2 separate regions of the Mus musculus genome follow, and region 1 is linked to region 2. The links are chromatin loops, found by intact Hi-C in ENCODE. Cell type or tissue: left cerebral cortex. All regions are shown on one strand. Region 1 overlaps Vav3 (vav 3 oncogene). Region 2 has its middle 49 kb from the start of Slc25a24.

Region 1 (4,000 bases), 300 kb after region 2:
AGAGATATGTGACAAACAGATTTTATATAGCCAAAACCTAAATTCCCCAACTTTCTAAGTATGTGTGAATTCTTAAAATACAAAACCAAAAACTTGTAAATCAATTATTTGAGAATTTCATACCAGTATTCATACCCTCCTCTTTAAAATCCACAAAGTCCCATTATTACTGCTGATATACTCCAGAGTATTTATGATTCTCTTTCTCTTCTCCCTCCCTCCCTCCCTCCCTCCCTCCCTCCCTCCCTCCCTCCCTCCCTCCCTCCCTCCCTCTTTTCCTTCTTCCTCCCTCCCTCTTTTCCTTCTTCCTCCCTCCCTCCCTCCCTCCCTCCCTCCCTCCCTCCCTCCCTCCCTTCCTTCCTTCCTTCCTTCCTTCCTTCCTTCCTTCCTTCTGCCTTTATATTATAGTAATTCTCAGAAAAATTCTGTCTATGGAATCATATAGAATCTATAGGCTTATAGTTGAGCTATAAAATGCATTACTCATTTAATTAACTCATATCATTTTTTTTCTTGTCCCTATTTTTGACACTGTGACTAAGAGTGTTGCATAGGTGGAATGTGCTGTCATTATAAACACAGGTAGAGATTATATGCTCAAATAGTTTAATTAAGAGAAATTTCTTTATTTCTTCCTTGACCAAGTTATCATTGAGTAGAGTGTTGTTCAGCTTCCATGTGCATGTGGGCTTTCTATTGTTTATGTTGTTATCAAAGACCAACCTTAGACTGTGGTAATCTGATAGGATGCATGTGATTATTTCAAGCAGTTCTGCTCCCATAAAATTTATTTAAACAAAACTTCATATAGATTTTGACTGTAGAGATCCAACATACCAGAGAAGATTATGACTTCTCTGATATGTTGGATCATATCATATTATCAGGAGAGACTGACGAAATCTTCTGTGAATATGTGTGAGTGTGTATATGTGAGAATGTGTATGTGTGTATTATGTGTGAGAGTGTATATGTGTGTGTGTCAGTGTGCTTGTATATGTGTATATACATGTGAGAGTGTGTGTGTGAGTGTATGTATAAGTGTGTGAGAGCATGTGTGTGTGTGTGTGTGTGTGTGTGTGTGTGTGTGTGTGTGTATTCCAGAGGTTAACCTCCTATGTCATTGTCTTTTGAGACAAGGTTTCTTACATGGACTGGAGCCTCATAGATTCAGCTAGGCTGGCTGACCAGCAAGTCTCAGGGGTTCACCTATCTTTGTATAGTTTTGGGATTATAGGCATATCCTCATATAACTTGTTTAAAAATGTTTCTTTTCCTTTATTTTTAGTTTCCTTTATTTTACAGTATGGGTATTTTGCCTGTATGTATGTCTCTGCACCATGTATGTGCTGTGTCCAAAGAGGCCAGAAGAGTGCATTGGATCCTCTGGAACTGGAGTTATAGATAGTTGTCAGCCACCATGTGGACATTGGAAATCAAACCTGAGTCCTCTGGAAGATCAGCCAGTGTTCTTAACTGCTGAGTCATCCATCTCTCCAGCCCTGATGGCAGGCTCTTTGCTTGCTGGGTATTGAACTCAGACCCTCATTCTTATGCAGCAAGTACTTGACTGACTGAACTATTTCCAAAGTCTAAAACCTTCTTTGTACAGCTTTTGCTATTAGGGAGTGTCAATTAGGAGGAAGCCTGAGAAGCCAGCTAATTAGCCACATGATTTTGGGAGTGTCCTTGGCTTACAGCCCTGTGTTATTATATACTTTTACTACCTGTATATAATCTCAAAACCATTATTCATATTATTTATATGTATATAAGTTTACATTGATTATCATATAAATATATATTTAAATCAATGACACATATATTGCTTTTATTGTTTTGTTGTTTTTGTGGTTAAATCCCAGAGATCCATACATATCATTTAAGTTCATATTTATACATTCCAGATAATACTACCATATAATAATTATAGTTTATTAGCTGTCTGCCTTTTCTTACCTCTTCACCTTTTCTTTGTTTAAAAACTTGGATCCATGTGTTTCTCAGGTAGCTACTGCAGAAAGCACTCTTGGCATTTCCTGTTAGAACATTCTGGGCACACTTCCACTGGACTGAAGGGGAGACTTTGGCCAGAGAGAGAGTGAAGCTGCATTCTAGAGAGATTCTCTTTGAGTAGGGCAGCGGCCTTTGGGTTTGACCTCAAATCTAGAAGACTGTCACTGGTTTAGACTGGTTTCTATCACATGGTACAGAGGAGTGTGTCCTCCTTCTTACCCCTGAACTCAGCCCAGGAGGAAACCAGATCGGAAGGGTTGGTCTAATTGAGAGTTCCCATGTGCCATTTAGTGATTATTGTGCCCTCTGGTGTTTTTCTGAATTTATTGCCTGTGTAAATCGGCATGCAGAGCTTTTGGGGATAGCCCATGGGGCACTGGTCTGCTGAGTCTTAGTTGCAAGATGAACTGGTGCGTGGAGAATGGACTGCTCCCCCTGGAAGACACTTGTTAACAGATAGACTCTTTTATTCTTTGTCATCTTCGTTTTCGACTCAGAACAGCTCCAGAGGTATCTGTGTTCCCAGCTCTTAGAGATATGGTCATGTCTGATTACCAGTGCCCTCTGATGGTCTGATGGCCACTCCAGAAGTTCTCTCCTTCCTTGTCTTCACATCTGCATTCTGATGGTCCTGTTTTGCTTTCTGGCCATTGCAGAGATCACTTAACTGGCCTCTCTGACCCCTCCTGTCTTCCTTCCACTTAGTCATTTCTAAACTCAGCTGTTTTCCTTTCTCTTTGCACTTTTGATGGCTCCCCATACTACAGAGGGAAAAGCTTTCCCTTCTTAACACAGCTTGGTAGACTTTCCTAATCTACCTGTAATCTGCTAATTCAGTGTTGTGTCTTATCTTTTCTTCCTTTTTGCCACATGGGCTTTGTTATGGCTGATAACCACTCTCTGTCCCCAGCGAGACATGCTATGCACCAGTCTGCACCATGCTTCTTCTATGTACCTGCCTTTGTGCTTTGGAACGCTTCTCTCTCTCTCTTTGGAAAACTTCATGACCCTTTATGCCCAATGCACACGTTACCATCCCTGAAAGGCTTCAGTGCTTTCTGCTGCAGTGGTTGGAGTTGTACCTCACTCCAGGATCCTTTTGGAGCTTCCCGTGACTCTGTCAGTCTTTATTCTCCCCATTGAGTAGTAAGCTTCTTAGAGGGAGGGACTGGAACCTTTCCTTGGAAGGATCCCATAGGACATCCTCAAAGCTCTTTTGCTTCTTAAAATTTGATGCTTGTCACAGGAGGAACATGCTTTGGAGACTAGGGTCTGGTAGCACTTCAGTCTTTGGACATGTAGGTGCTATACTAGAGTCATGAGGCTCAGGGTAGAGCCAGGACTGTGGCTTGAGTGATGGCAGCCAGCATCTGTGAGTCCTGAGTGACAGCCTGGTTGGCATAGGAAATAGTGATGTAGGTGGGTGGGGGCTGTCTTTGTACCTTTCCACTTCATTTTGCTCATTTGGGGCATTAGAGTGTTTGAATAGACATCCCTTTGGATGCTTTTAGCTGTCAAAAGTGTGTGTTATTGCCTCTGCCTTGCATTCTCTATACTTTACAAATTATCTACAAGAATATATTACTGTCAAAACTTGAGGTGCCAGGCTAAGGTTCCAATGACTCATAACAAGCAAAAGATCGAGCTAAAAGAAAAGCATTCAGCCCAAAGAAGCACCTACAGGCAGGCCCATCTGGCACCCAAATGACACTTATTAGTGACACACTTGACAGTGCCAGGGGCTTGGAAGAATCATGGTCAGCAAGAAGACTCTAAACAGGACTGGACCAGGCTGAGGTTATGTAAGGCTGCAAATGGCCTGTGTTTATCAGTGTTATCAATTAGGAAGCCAATGCATACTTGCTTGAGTATATTTGGCAATAGGCATATTTGACACTAGGTGAAGATTTTTGCACCAATGATTTCATTTGACTTCACAATTTCCCCAGGATCGGCTTAAATATCTCAAAATCATATGTTAGAA
Region 2 (4,000 bases):
TAAGTTTGGCCTTATCCTGTTTTGTGTTGACACCCATGAAGACAATAACAAACAAGTAGTGTTATTTTGTCATTCATGAGGGTGGAGTTGGAATGGAACTATTGAAGGGTTTTGAGGCATTCTGAGATACCCTTCAAACCAAGCCTGTCACAGACTCATGGCATTTTCTAGACATCCCTGTCTTCCAATGAGTTACCCATGTCTCAGAGCAGGTTAGTCTGAGTTCTATCTATAAGTGTTCTCCCCTGTAGACATACATCCCTCAGCCAGTCGATGTTATCTTGAAACAGGTGCCCACAGGAATCTTGGTGTGCGACATTGTCATGCAAGCAACTTAAATCTGTCAGGAGACTCCTATATCACTTAACAACCGAAGCAGTGGGCGGGGGATCCTGGCCTCTCTGGACAGCAGTCACTGTCCACATTGGTCAATGCCAAGAAACCTTTTACACCAGTATCCATGTATCTGATTCAGCCATTGTGCTATGCTTAGAATGGGCTCTATTGAGATGACACAGGGCTAGAACCTGGCAATCTGTCTCCTTTGCTATCACTGGGTTTCCCCCTTTCCTCTGTGATGTTGAGAGATTTCCTTTGCTCGCTTCTCTGGGACCCTGACATCTACTCTACTGGGAGTGTATGTGTTCCTGAAGACAAAAGAGCCTTCCACTGAAAATGACTTCTGTTCCCACATTCACACGTCACAGAGGGGAGGGAATGCTAACTCGTCGTCGTGGCTGGAGATGAGAGAGATGGGAACATAGAGATACCAAATCTCAGACTGTCTCTAGGTTGCTGCACTGTGTCTCAGGATGAAACCTCTGTTGCCACACGGCAGGGAGCTCCGCACTCAGAAGGGGTCCTTACTAGCATTTGTTTAACATAAGCAACAGACCATTCTATCCACAGAGTGTCCAAATCCCCCGGCATCCCTGGTGTGTGGCGATGTGATGTCACAGCAGATAGCTCGATAGACAGCGTCCAGGTAGAAGAGCCAATGGAGGAAGAGTCCGCCCCCACCCACAACCCATCTATTAGAGTTGCAACTAGGAAGCAAACCTAGAATTGGGAAGGATGCTTCTGGACTGTGCTATCAAAGATATACGGTGCCTGTATCTCTTTTAATAGAAATTAATAGCAATCATTTAGTACAAGCTGGAAAAATACCACAAATGAAATGAGAAGAAATCAGGAACAGCCACGTGGGCTCTAGCTCTGACGTCATCAATTGCATGGGACTGTATCAGTCATCTCCAAAAGACGATCTGCATTATTTATTACATGGATGTGAAGAGTTAGAAAATGCTCTTTGCGTGGGAGTTTGCAACATGTATGTTACTTTCATCATCACGCCAGAGGCTAAGTATACTCCGTACCTCACACTGTTTCTGTTCAGAGTGGGAAAAAAAAAAAGCACCCAGGATACACAGGTTGCTGTCAAATAAAAACACTCCACTTTACACGACAGCGCTTCACCAGGAGGCTTCAACGTGGTGGTACTGTGCTGTTTCCATTAGTAGAAAAGAATATTTTGTGACTTGGCTTTGAATGCCACCACCACCTGGTGGTGTACTATTTATTCTATTAATCTACCCAGCATCAACAGAAGTTTGGACCGTGAAGCCCTGTTATATTTGGCTGTAGAACCACATATTTTTTAAAAGCTTGTTATTTAAAAGCAACAATCAGTCATTGTACATATTTATGGGGCCCAATGTGGACTCCACAGTTATTTCTTGAGGCCAGTAAGGGTTTGTTCACTGCACGTAACATCAGTGGCCTCTGTGTTCCACTAGGTGGCAGACGTCTCTCAGCGAGCGCCGGAGCCGTTTGGTACCTGGGAAAGGACAAAGCCTTCCAACTTTTGCTTTTTCCCTTTGCTATGACCTGGAAAATCACTGGGCTACCTTGGAGGCCGAATTTAGATTTCCTGCTCAAACCACCGTTACCCTATTTAGAGGAGTGAAATTAGGGTCAGCCTGTTACCATTCCAGGAGAGGAGACGACAGAGAAGCCTTTCATGGGCTCCTCTGAAGAGAAGGGCTTGTTCTTGCTTTTAACGATATTTTCCCCAAACCAGAAAGATGCCATATTTTAAAAGTGAAATTAAACACGATTGAAAGAACAAACAAGGCTGCTGATGTAGTGAGCTGTGGGTACACGTTCACAACCTGGCAAATATTGCTGGGATATTTATGTGGGTAAATATTTTTTTCATTTCCCAAAATCAGTTGAGAAGTGTCATTGTAACTCAAGCTTATGACACCAGTGTGGAAATAAAAATAAATTAAGCAATTAATAACATGCTCCCAAAATTTATTTTTTTCTGATCATTTTTTTTGGGGGGGTGGGATGGGGTTTTCGTTTTTTTCTACAGGAGTTGTAAGCATTGATTTTGTGGCATACTCTGGTCGATATGTTTTACAAGAAATAAGAATTGAGGGGCTGGGGATGGCTCAGTTGATAAAGTGCCTACTGTGTGAGTATGAGGACTTGAGACCCCAGCACCCAGGCGCAGCTGTCCAATGCTAGACATGGGCAGGTCTCTAGGCTTGCTGGCCAGCCAGTTTAGCTGAATCCCGGGGCTCCAGGTTCAGTGAGAGACTCACTCAAAAACTAAGGTGCAGAGCAATTGAGGAAGACATCCAGTGTTGACTTCTGGCCTCCATGCACATGTGCGCACACACCAAGTGCATACACACCCCGTGCTCCCATACCTACAGGGAAATAAAAAAGGGGTTTCTCCATAATAGATTCTTGCTGTGTTCCTGGAACACTAAGCTCAGTAGAGGAATTCATTTGGAAAATCACGCAACTCAAATTGCATCCTGTCGTTAACCTGGGATTCCTTTTGGTTCAAGAAACAAGTAGAAAAAGATATTCTGGTAGCTAGGTGTGGAGGGACAGGCTGAAGCACAAGTACTTGGGAATTGGAGACAGAGAGATTAAGAATTCAAGGTCATTTTTGGCTAGGTAGCAAGTTTGAGGCCAACCTGTGATACAAAACAGTATCAACTAATGACAGTAACAGACAAGTGAACAAACAGACAGAAACACCCAATAAACCCTTTTGCTTCCACCACAGATGTTTTGATCAGAGGGGGGGACCCTCCCTCCCCCCCCCCCCAGAAATTAGGACGTGAAGGAGAAATGTCAGACCAGGGTGACCACTCAGGTTTCTTACGAAGCTCCCTTCTGAAGACAGGGATGGAAGAAGGGTGTGTGGAGGAAGGTGTAGGTGCAGGCTGTCTCTTCCTTCTTCCTCTCATTCTCCTGTTGTTTTGATTTTTAACTGTAAGGCCTGGGGATTAGACCTAGGGCCTTGTGCCTGTCTGGCAAGCAGTCTACCACTGAGCTACTGCCCCATGCATCCCCCCCCCCCCACAAACCCCCATTCCCCGACCTTGACCCCTGATCCCTTCTCTCTCTTTCTCTCTGGACTCACTACAGAGATTAGCCTGGCCTGGTGCCTGCAGGTTGTTTAACCTCCTTAGCCTTGCCCTGTGTTTTCAGTTTCAGTTCACAGGAAAAAAAAAAAGAAAGCTGTGCTTTAAATGGAAATACCCAGCCCAGTGAGAGCTGAGAGTGTGAGCTTCTCTGTAGTGGGAAGATAGTCTCAGCAAAAGAGCAATGTTTAAAAGTTCTAAAAGACTTTAATCAATGTGAGAAATCAAAGATTAGACAAGATTCAAGTGATGGCTCAAAAAGAGGCTAGGGTATGCTTATATACATCCCAGTTTTAATACGTTTTATTTATTTATTTATTTATTTATTTATATTTATTTTTATTAGGTATTTTCTTTATTTACATTTCCAATGCTATCCTAAAAGTCCCCCATACCCTCTCCCCCACTCCCCTACCCACCCACTCCCACTTCTTGGCCCTGCCGTTCCCCTGTACTGAGGCATATAAAGTTTGCACGACCAATGGGCCTCTCTTTCCACTGATGGCCAACTAGGCCATCTTCTGATACATATGCAGCTAGAGACACGAGCTCTG

What was found. Hi-C counts contacts between places; a loop is a spot of excess contacts. Peaks named below come from ENCODE experiments on the same cell type or tissue, not always from the same donor. Only the 100,000 strongest peaks of a DNase experiment are listed, where the experiment ranks them.
Region 1: it touches region 2 in a loop (4-fold over the local background); 1 of 42 quality-filtered maps calls a loop at or near these places.

Annotation. Positions count from the first base shown.
Region 1 is chr3:109,465,250-109,469,249 of GRCm38, forward strand. All of the region lies in intron 2 of Vav3 (vav 3 oncogene), which reads left to right. Among named protein-coding and RNA genes, the nearest start is that of Vav3, 130 kb to the left of the region's middle. In left cerebral cortex, a CTCF peak has its summit at 2,330 (motif pointing left); no DNase peak of the experiment used is centred here.
Region 2 is chr3:109,169,734-109,173,733 of GRCm38, forward strand. No RefSeq gene overlaps it. Among named protein-coding and RNA genes, the nearest start is that of Slc25a24, 49 kb to the left of the region's middle. In left cerebral cortex, a CTCF peak has its summit at 1,793 (motif pointing right); DNase peaks (open chromatin) are centred at 1,811 and 3,555; H3K4me3 peaks cover 241 bases; H3K27ac peaks cover 195 bases.